Regions from separate parts of the Homo sapiens genome. Here region 2 is linked to region 1. A link is a loop called in an ENCODE intact Hi-C map of the cell type or tissue named here. Cell type or tissue: heart right ventricle. All regions are shown on one strand. Links, peaks and the distances in the headings refer to the core of each region. The heading gives the core; the rest is flanking DNA.

Region 1 (5,384 bases), core at 140-5,139:
TTAGTGATTTAAAAAAATGTTTATACCTGTCTTCCTAACTTTCAAGAAAAATAATTATTCTAATGGATAGAGTGAAAGAGGTCGTTCTTAGACAAAGTACAGTTGGTCCTTGTATCTCTCTCAGGATCAAACTATTCTCTCAATTTAAATATCTTTAGAATAGACACCAAGGAGGAATAATTTATTATGAATTGGTAGTGTCGTATGTTGTTACTCCTGTGCCATGCCAGTAATGAAAACTTAATATTCATCTCTTGGTTGCTTTCAATTGAGATAAGATGAGGATGAACGGAGTAAACAAGCTGAGACAGACTGTGAAATTGCACGATGGGAATTTTTTCTTTAGCTGCTTATACACTATACATAGGTTAAATATTCCAACTAATGATGGCTCTTAGAATCCCCTCCACCCAACCTTTTTACATTTTGGTCAGGTATCAGCAGAACTAAGTTATTATCATGAGGGAAATTAAACTGTTTCTGTCTTTGAGCTAGTAGGAACTGAAGGGCAGGTATTTATGTAAATGAATGGGCTTTCATGCTGGGAGGTGTAAAGGGTTTGGTGGCTGGAGAGCAGCTGCCCTGAGCCCTCCGTTTTCAGGTTTGCAGGCAGCATGTGTGTTCTGCTACATTTTTGTTTTCTTTGATGCCTTTGGAAGAGATGAGCGCCAGGCATAGTGGTGCTGCTTGGCTGACCAGCTGTGCCCTAGTTTTTCACCATCCCAGTCAGCGGCTGCCTTTTACAGAGGTGTCTGTCACCGCTGATTTACTTAGCCACTGTGACCTTATAGTTGCTTCAGATGGGGCTTGACCCAAAGCTACTGCCGAAAGCCATTTAGTGGTCTCCTGAAATGCCACAGCCAGCATTCTGAAGAAGAGAAAACAAGGATCTCACGATTTCCTGTCTAATAGCAAGAGCCTCCTCCACCTGGATAAATGCATTAGGTGTCTGAGCCCACTTGCTGCTCTCTCCCACCGAACTGCAAGCATCCGTGATCTCCGAAGTTGCTGGAGTGAATAACTAAGCTGGACCAGCTGACTCCGGGCTCCAATCAGCTAGAGCGTGATGTAAGTGTTTAGCAGCTGCCGGGCTCTGAATTAGCGTGCTGAAGTAGAGGTAGTACAGCATGGCTAGACTGTTGTGAGAGGCTCAGAGAAAGCAGAGGGTGAGATGGATGAGTCCAGCATTCTAAGACGAAGAGGGCTCCAGGTAGGAGACTGCTCCATTCTTGACATGTAGCATTGTCAGTGGCCAGCCATTGAGGATTTCAAAGTTCCCTTGTCATTCCTTTACTGGGCACGAATATGTGCATAATTCTTAGTATCTACATGGCAACGCTATACGGAGTTTCTGGTTACAGGTATGACACATCACAGGGTTCAGTGAGGAAGCTGCTTTTGTCAGAGACAATAGATATGACTTTTAGTTTGACACTTTGGTGGTTTGTTTTTCTACTGGTTATTCAAGAATAGTTAAATTGTGGCTGGCAGTGACAGCTGATGCACTGATCTGGCATGCCGTCAAGTGTCTGGGAAGTCTGTCGAGGGGTAGCAACTCCTTTCAATTCTGGGAACGCAGGACTCAGTTTTGTGTCGGGATCAACCTCCGCTCGGCGGCATCTGTCTGATCGCCTTGCAGTTGTGTGCAGCTGCTGGGAATTTTCCCCGTCAGTGAAATGAAAGTTTTTGCTGGCAGCTCAAAGTTTGCTGTAATTTGTTTATGTTGAGATGAGAAAAGATATGTAACTCACTGCCTTGCTTTTTTGTACCCAAGTTTCTCTGATGAAATTACTCTGACTTTATTGTACAAATACATTCTGAGTTAAAACTTGGCAAATCAGAAAACTTGGAAAAAACAACAACAACAAAACATCTGCTTGGCAGTTTATAAGTTTAAGGAAGCCAGAACATAAGTATGTTCAACATTAGTATGGTTAACTCCTGCATAACTCTTTGTCCTGTATATAAGTGATATTTTTCTTTGTGAAAGAATCTAATCATTAGCCATTGTTAAACTCTTATATATTATTTTGATATTAAAAAAAATGCTTGGAATACAGAATATACAGCACATTTAGAAATGTTTCCTTAATATTAAGTCTTTGAATTTCAGCTGGTCTAGCTGTCTGCTTTTTGTTCTAAGTATCAATTATTAATACTAATATTCATATTACTATAATATTAATATAGGCAACGAAAGGATTATTTGCAGCTAAACAAAAGAGGGATTAGAGAAGTTGGGGTTACATACCATCTATTGTTCAAACCTAAGTAAACAGACTACCTCCTTAATGAATTTCAGTGTGGTCATTGTTTTTGAATGCACAGTGTGGTTAGTCACTGCTGTGGATTTCCTTTTCTTTGTTTTCATCACCTCTATAAAGTTCTGGTAATGCACAGCTGTTTGTGTCCACGTCCTCTTTGGGGTCAGTTGTTAAATATGGAAAGGCTCTTTGTTAAAAAGATGATTAACTCTGTTAAACTCTGAATAGTTCAGATTATTAGTGACTGGATAGTAATTCTTCTGTGAGTTTTCTCTTTCCTTTAATTCATTTTAAATGATCTGAAAATGTTTTTCAGAAGAAATTCCTTTTTTAAGTTTTTGTTATTTCTGTAATATGTCTGTTATCACAACTTCAGAGGAGATAGTTGAAGCATATAGTGCTTGTGAGGGGCATGGTTTTCATGGGCCTTTAATTTTAGAAATAAAGGAATCATTATTTTTCATTAATTAAAATAATGGAGCTATTTTCTATTTAAAATATTTGCTACAAAACAAAGGAATACTTGCTAATATATTATTAGAGTGCTAGGTTTTTATTGTACTTAATATACTTTTTCTACACCTGCCGTCCTCTGTATAATGGATAAGGAATATTTTCTCTTCTGGATGAGATAAGTCTTCATGCTGTGAAAAATAACAACATAAAAGTGCTTGAAAGTTCTGCCACTTCATGGTTACAACTTTACTGTGGCTTAATACAAAACCTATTTTGCTTTTACTCCCATTGCATCTAACATTTAAAGAAAGACATTACATAGAGTAGCTGTTTTTAGAAATTCCACTGTAGGGAAACTATTTACAGAATACACACTTTATGTATTTGTATTACCACACATGTCACTGTAGAGTTCATAAGAGTAACGCCACCTAGTGAATTTAAGAATAAAATTAATTTACAAATATAGATAGCTATGTGGAACATTTGAACCTGCCAATGAGGTATACCTGTGTTAGTAAAGCTAGGCTGAAACCTGCATATCTCTATTCCTGGCTCCAATCCTGTGTTGTGAGGTAATCCTGACACACCCTCTTGGTGTCTGTGTATTATTCTGTAAAATGCATACTGTAATATATGACTTTTGAGTGTACTAAATAAGTAGATGGGTAGAGTTGAGTTCTTTAAAGTTAAGGGTCATATAATAAATGTACTAGCATCTAGGAGGAACCCAATAAATATTGTTGAAAACCAAGGGATGATTTCTATTCTCTATAACATTCCATATCATTGCTTATGAAATGAACTTGTTGTATTTATACACCATGTTTGTTGTCTGAATTTGTCCTTAAGTTAGAACAGTTATCAGTAAACCTAGTAAACATTTATTTACAGGGATCATTATGACAGGCTAATATAGGGGAGTTTACATTATTTTTAAAAGCATCTGTGCATTGAATAGATACATAGTATGTGAGACAAACCAGCTCTTTAACTTAAAGCCCAGTGTCAAAAATCTGGAGTATACACTATTCTAATTCTCAAATCTAATTTTACAATAATGTATTATGTGTTTAGTATAAAATGATGCAGTATGTATTTAGGACCAATTTTAAAAAGTTCAGTACCTCTAGTTTTTAAAACACGAGACTATTAGTGGTGTTTTTAAAATTTGGACTTTGAAAAATTATTTTCAGTCAGAACATATAATTTCTCAAATCATGACAAGCTCATAAAATGGCAGCACAACTGAGTTGTTCATCTTAAGTGACTGCACTTTTCCATCTTTTCTATGGACTGTATTCATATTTCCAGTACTACTGATAGCACTTCAATCACTGCCTTTGAAATGAGAATGAGAGAAAGCAGCCCCAGTGGTTTCTAGTGTTAGAATCTAGAAAACTTTTCAGATTGCATCTCAAAACATAGGAAATTCTGATGGATGGATGGGCTTGGGCCGACCTTGTACTTTGGGCAATTTGAATTTCTAGACAGGTCTAATTCATCAAGGGATAACTGGTTCCTTTTGGGCCTAATATTCCTCATACGTGGATCATATTTTTTAACTGTCAGGGAAATTAATTGTTTCAGTGATTTCTGTTATATGTTTCTCTTTATTTGTTTTAATGAAAGTATCCCTATCCCTAATGTGATAGATCCTAAGGCTGGAGAACAATGAACAATAGGCATCGTAAGGCAGGCATGACTTACTAAAAGAGAGGGGCATCCCAGAGCGGCTGACGATGCCTTTCCTGCCATCCTCTGGTGCTTTGCTCTGCCTGGCATCATCTTCTCATGATCACCTCCCCACACACGCCCCCCAATTAAATATTACCATTTCCATCCACTTCCAGACTCTCACGTGCAGCTAGAATGTGAAAAAATGTTTTCCCCAAATTTCCTCTATGATGCAGTTAAACATCAACGAAAAGCAATGAAATGTTTATTGTTTAGACTTCTAGATCTGTGAGTGTGTTTAGGTTTTTTTTTGTTTGGTTTGCTTCTCTTTCTTCTAAACCCGACTGCACACCCCCCACCCCTGTCCCCTGCCCTTCCCACCTTATTTAAAACAACAACAAAAAGATAACATTCTTACGCTGGCCTAGGCTCTGATTTTCCGCTGGCCTTGGTCTAGAATTCAATTTTAGGAAGCAAAATAGCAGATAGATTCTTATGTTCTAACTGAGCATCAATCTGCCTCTGTCTCATGGTGCATGAATGTATATTCAAGTCACAATGTCTCAATGTTTCTTCTGTCTCAACCTTAATATAATTATGGGTATGTTTACACTTTACCTGAAATTCAATAGTAGGATCATTACATGGGAGTATTACTCTGTCTATATTCATTTGAAGACTCTGACTGGCTATAGGGAAGAAGTCTAGTTGGAAGATTATAATAGAAACATTTATGATAATATTAATTCATCTTTGGGATAAAGCACTTTTGTTCTTCAGCAATTCCAGAAAGACATTGAGACTTCTTTGGGACAGGAAGTATCCAGATGGCAAATGAACTTTTTGCAGTTGTGGGTCCTTAGTTTATTAGACAAATCAATGCCATATCCGAGTGGTGTTTCTTACCCATTGGAGGAGTTCAATTTCTGCCTCTGAAATAGATATAGTACTGTAGTTTCTATTTCCTGATCCTTAGGGGATAAAAAT
Region 2 (5,384 bases), core at 59-5,058, 61 kb after region 1:
ATAAACCACAAGGTGTCTGTAGTAAATAAAAATGATTAATCTCAGCAGAGTAAATTCAGTATCACTTTTCAAATAGTCTCATCCAATTCTGTCTCCTGGTTCTATAAAAAGCCTTTTTCTTTTGGTATTAAGGTTGTCTGTAATTTTAATAGAACACTTGAATTATTATCTGATTTTAAAAAATTGGTTCATAAAAGAATATTGATTCTTCAAATTAGGGGCAGTTGAAATGTACATTTATTAGCAAACTCGTCCCCTGATGGGTCCTGGAAAGCCCTGTCAAGAAAACTCATCTTAAATCTATGTGAGAGACACAATTCTTAATGATTGGCTGTGGATTGGACAGTGAGGTTGGTGTGGAAATGCAAGTGAACTGAAAAGTGAAAGTAGAAATCTGTTAAGCAGGGTTCTTTCTAGTTGCTGAGTTTTTATTCCACATCATTGATATTCACTTCTTTCCCAGGGCATTTTCCTGGATAATGAGAAGACTCTAAAATCAAATAAAGCTTTTGAACATTGAAGATGTTTGCCACTGTTCCGTTGAAGAATCCTATAGATTTATAGTGATTCTAAAAGGTGTCTTATATCCACTATATTAACTAGCTTTTTAGAAGCTTATGAACATTGTAGCTTTTATTGATTCTAGGGAATTGGACCCAACAATAAGCAATAAAAGTCGATGGTAACTTTCTTCCCATATAGGGTTGTGCAGATCAATACTTCGAATTTACTGTAATTTGCTGGTAATGGATGGAAGAACTGAAAAAATTGTGGAGCCTTGTGGGGCACAGCTGTGCGGTGTTGCCTTTTTATCTAAGCTCACTGTAGGTCACAGGCTTTCCCAAGTAACAAGAAACATAGTTAAGTGGCAGGGCTGATACGCATATTTATCAAGAGCCTTCATAAATCATTCTAGGAAAAAAAGGAAATCACAAAAGTTGTCCACAATGACTTTAATTTTATAGAGATCCTGAAGGATCTCTAAATTTGCACTATCCTAAAGGCAATTAAAATTCTAAATATGTAGCTAGCATTGGTGTTTGATCTCCTTCTGCTAAAGTAATTTTCTTACTGATTAATAGCAGGGTGTGTGATTTCACTGAAGTCTAATTTGCTTCGAATTTTCAAATGTATTCACAGCCCTTTGCCCAGGTTCAGTATTTAGAGGTGGAGAAGATGTGTGGGTCACATACCCTTGCTCTTTTATTGAGTCGGTGCTGTCTCTTTACCGTAGCTCTGTAGTTGTGCCCTAGATTCCTTCTTCTAATTCAAGCAGTGCACTTAAATAGTCATAGCTAACACGAAGGGTGCTCTTAGGTTTGGGAGCTGTGCCACATGCAGGACATGTGTTAGCATTAATCTTCTCAACACCCCATAAGATAAGCTGTATTATTTTCATTTTGTAATTTTGGAAATTGAATCTTAGGGAAGTTAAAGTTTATGAAGGATGCTTCCTGGCATTGGCTTGGATTAGAATATGGGTATGTCTGAATCCTGATCCTATTTGTTTAATCACTATGAAACATACAATTGACTTAAATAAGGATTGTTTTAAGCTATGAGTTCAATTGATCTAATATGAGTTTTATATTTTAGCTTCTTTTTTTTATGAAGGACTGTGCCTTCTCTAATTTGATCAAAACTAGTTTCTTTAATTTTAAAAACGACGCAGAAACTTTTGCTTGAAAGAGAGAGTTCTTTTGTTCTTTGAGAACAAAGTGAGCACACAAAGTACAATATGACTGTGGGCTGGAAGCTATTAACCTTGATATAATAAATGCACTTCAGTTAGTATATAATAAACAATAAACTAGAGCTGTTATTCATGTAACTGTTGGCTACTACTCAGCAAAACCCTGCAGAGAAGCATGTAAACTTTGACTTAGGAGACATATTCCTCCTAGGTCATACTGACTTGAAAGACAATATGTGTACAAATGTCTGATTCTCAAGCTCGATTTTGACATCAAGGGTATAATGTGTTAGGAAGCATCAAAACCCATAATAATTGACTAGAAAGGAAGCTTGTTTCATTTGTCCGTTTACTTGAGGTTAGCTGATTATTTGACTTGTTACGCTTCTTCTGCTTTAAAAGGTCTGTGTTAAAAGTAACATATTCACAGGGCTTTGGTTCACATAAAATCAGAGTCTCTAAAAAGTGTGAAATTTGCTTAGAAAGAGTTGCCAAGATCTGTGTTGTGTCTCTCCTAAGAGTAATTGACAGTGTGTTACCAACTATGAATGCAGCCTGATAGCCTACAGGAGGGGTCTGTGGTGCAAAAGTATCAAGTCATTACTTGGTGATGAAAAATAATTAACATACTCTGGACTTGGGCAGATGTGGATTCAAAGACAAGCTAAGCCTTCTACCAGCTCTATGACCTTGTGTGAGTTACTTAGCCTGTGTGTGCCTCAGTTCTCTCATCTCTAAAATGAGAATAATAGTGAAGTTTAAATAAGATAATGTATGTCACTGTGCAGTAAATGTGAGATGCCATTATTAAGGTAGTGAAGGTAGATGAGCTTAGTAAAGAAAGACAGTTCCCACTATTTGTGTAAAAAATTTAAAGTGGAAAAGGTGGTTGTCATGAATGATGTTTAACTTTTCATCTAAGCAAAATCTGGGATTTTATTTTACAGTTTGTCTCATATTCCTGCTCATCAGGGACTCGCTGGTGTAACTTAAATCGTTTGCCATCTTTTCATCCACTTTCAGATTTGCATTTTGCTTAACTTCCGAAAGGCCCTCAGTGCTTTTAGACAGTCTTTTCTCCTCATCTCTGAATGGTACCCTGTCCTGAGCTCCACCACAACTATTCTAAATCAGCCCAGGAGTTAAGCATTTCCTCTCAACTCCTGTGGATCCTGTACACACATTTCTCTCCTGACTCTGCCCCTCCTCCTCCTCCTCACTGCCTCTTCCTTGTTCCTGGCCCTCAGCCATGCTTCCTGGATAATTAAAGAAGTGTCCTAACTTCTCTCCCATGTTGCCCTCCCAGAGCCATGTGACACCCTAATGCCAGAGTAATCTTTTTTAACATGTTGATTAGGCCATCTTATTCCCCTCTTTAAAATGTTCCATGAGCTCACCATTCCCTATAAGATAAAGGCAGCCACTTCCAAAACCCTTCTATGATGTGGCCCTGTCCCTGCCTCCATACTCCTGTCCTGCTGATTTTTCCTTCCTGATCTCTGTTCCAGCCATGTTGTTTCCTGAGTGTGTTCTGTTTCACTCCACCCTACCTGACTACGTCTGTTCTCTCTTCTGGAATTCCCCTTTCTCACCTACTCCCAAGGCTGCCAGGCTAATTCCCAGACATTGCAAAAGAAAGACCAGGCTCAAGTATTGTGTCACTTAGGAATTTTTGAATTGCAAAGACTAGAAAACACAAGTTAAACTGGTTTAAACAATAAAGAGACTCGATTGGCTCATGTACCAGAGAAGTCCAAATACACGCAAGGGTAGATGTATTGTTTCAGAGATTTCACCCAAGACCCAGGTTCTACCAGGCTTTCTTGTCTGCTACCTGTGACACCTATTCTTGTGGCTGCCATTAGTTTTGTAGGTTTAATGCTACTTCTTTCTCGTTAGCTCTCTCGGACAAGGGAGGAAGTTCTTTCCCAGAAGCCCTGAGCAAACATCATTTTGCATCTTATGCATCATTATGCATCATTTTGCATTTGCTCAGGTTGAGTCACATGTCATCTTTAAACCAATTACTTTGATGAAAGCAGTGAGTTTTGTCATTAGTTTAATTGGAGCTTATCCTTGAGATTGAAGGTAGTATCAGTTCCACTGTATTTTGTTAGCATGAATAACAAGAAACATTGGGGAAGAAACAGTCCTGACCCTCCTCAGAGAAACTGATCACCCTCCTCCCTTTTGTATTACTGCATACTTTGAAAAGACCTCTATTCCAGGCCTTTTCACACTGTATTTTACAGTGAGTAAAGTCCTTTCTCCCCAGTGTCTGGCACAGCACCAGCCATATCCACCTTTACTAAAAAGTATGTGATTGAATAAAGGAAACCCATTTTGTTGGCTTTAATCCCCACATGTGCCCTTGCCTTTGCCCTTGGTAGAAGACTTTTGCCTTCTGTATTACTGAAATTACAGAACTTCAAGTGAATTGCTTCAGTTTTACTTTGCTTATCTTTGAAAAGTGCCTGTTTTCACCTGTTCCTTTCTTCCTCGTTAGGGGAAAGAGTGCCCTCTTTATTATCAGTACCAGCCCTCCCTGCTCGTGTATTTATTCAAACCTCTCCTTTCAGTTGCTCACATCACCACTGTCTCCCACTCTCTGACATTGCCGTGGTGGAGTATAGGGGAAAAAATTGGAACTGGATGACATAGGTTCATTTGATTCCACTATCTCATGGCTTTGCAACTCTGGTCAATTGCTGATCTCCTCTGGGCTTTCCATGGGAAGACTTGTGTGTCCTGTCCAGGCAGCCAGCTGATTTTGTGATGAAGCTTATAGACGCAGTTTATGATAAAATCTTAATAAACCACACTAGACAGTCATATCATGACTCGGAGACTTTGTCTGTATAAAGGGCTTATGAGAACTGATACCACAGTCTTGTTCATTTAGCTTTATGGCAGAAAAAGCCAACTTGGAAAGAAAGGAATAAGGTAGCTAATTTCTTTATTTTTCAAAGAAAGTGAGTGTTGTGGTTTTGATCAAATAAAATTTACATATAAACCCAGCAAGCATTTTGTTTTAGCCTTTTGTGGTTTATTTTGTTTTTGTTTTGTTTTGTTTTGTTTTTGATGTTGTTTTTTTAAGACAGAGTCTTGCTCTTTAGCCCAGGCTGGAGTGCTGTGGTGCCATCTTGGCTCACTGCAACCTCCGCCTTCTGGGTTCAAGCGATTCTCCTGCCTCAGCCTCCTGAGTAGCTGGGACCACAGGCACGTGCCACCACGCCCAGCTAATTTTTTTTTTTGTGTGTGTGTGTGTGTCTTTTTTTTGGTAGAGACGGGTTTCACCGTTTTGGCCAGGCTGGTCTCGAACTCCTGACCTCAAGTGATCCACACGTCTCGGCCTCCCAAAATCCTGAGAGATTATAGGCATGAGCCACTGTGCCTGGCTGGTTTATTTTGCTTAACTTGACTAGCACAAATAAATATATGAAAGTGCATTATGATTATAGATACAAAAAGAAAATTAAATAAAATCTGTAAAAAGAGAAAGATAATTTAGGATTCTCCATCCATCTCACATTTCCCACAAGGATTTTACTGTTATTTTACAGGCTGTGTGGTTTGACTGTTCAGGCATTTCTATAGGGATCTCCCTACTGGTTTTCCAGCTTGACTACTGTCTTCATTTAGGAAAGCATGTATTTATGAGCAACTTACTGGATTTTTCAATTGTTGTTAG

The links. Hi-C counts contacts between places; a loop is a spot of excess contacts. Peaks named below come from ENCODE experiments on the same cell type or tissue, not always from the same donor. Only the 100,000 strongest peaks of a DNase experiment are listed, where the experiment ranks them.
Region 2: a loop joins it to region 1, with 2.1 times the contacts of the local background. A loop is called at or near these places in 3 of 110 quality-filtered maps.

What each region holds. Positions count from the first base shown.
Region 1 is chr5:66,827,673-66,833,056 of GRCh38, forward strand. All of the region lies in intron 3 of MAST4 (microtubule associated serine/threonine kinase family member 4), which reads left to right. Among named protein-coding and RNA genes, the nearest start is that of MAST4-AS1, 170 kb to the right of the region's middle. RefSeq lists an enhancer at 2,059-2,560. In heart right ventricle, for the core only: a CTCF peak has its summit at 3,143 (motif pointing left); DNase peaks (open chromatin) are centred at 1,049 and 1,553; H3K4me3 peaks cover 2,978 bases; H3K27ac peaks cover 3,282 bases.
Region 2 is chr5:66,888,437-66,893,820 of GRCh38, forward strand. The region is part of intron 3 of MAST4 (microtubule associated serine/threonine kinase family member 4); the gene reads left to right. Among named protein-coding and RNA genes, the nearest start is that of MAST4-AS1, 110 kb to the right of the region's middle. In heart right ventricle, for the core only: no CTCF peak of the experiment used is centred there; a DNase peak (open chromatin) is centred at 2,955; H3K4me3 peaks cover 754 bases; H3K27ac peaks cover 3,218 bases.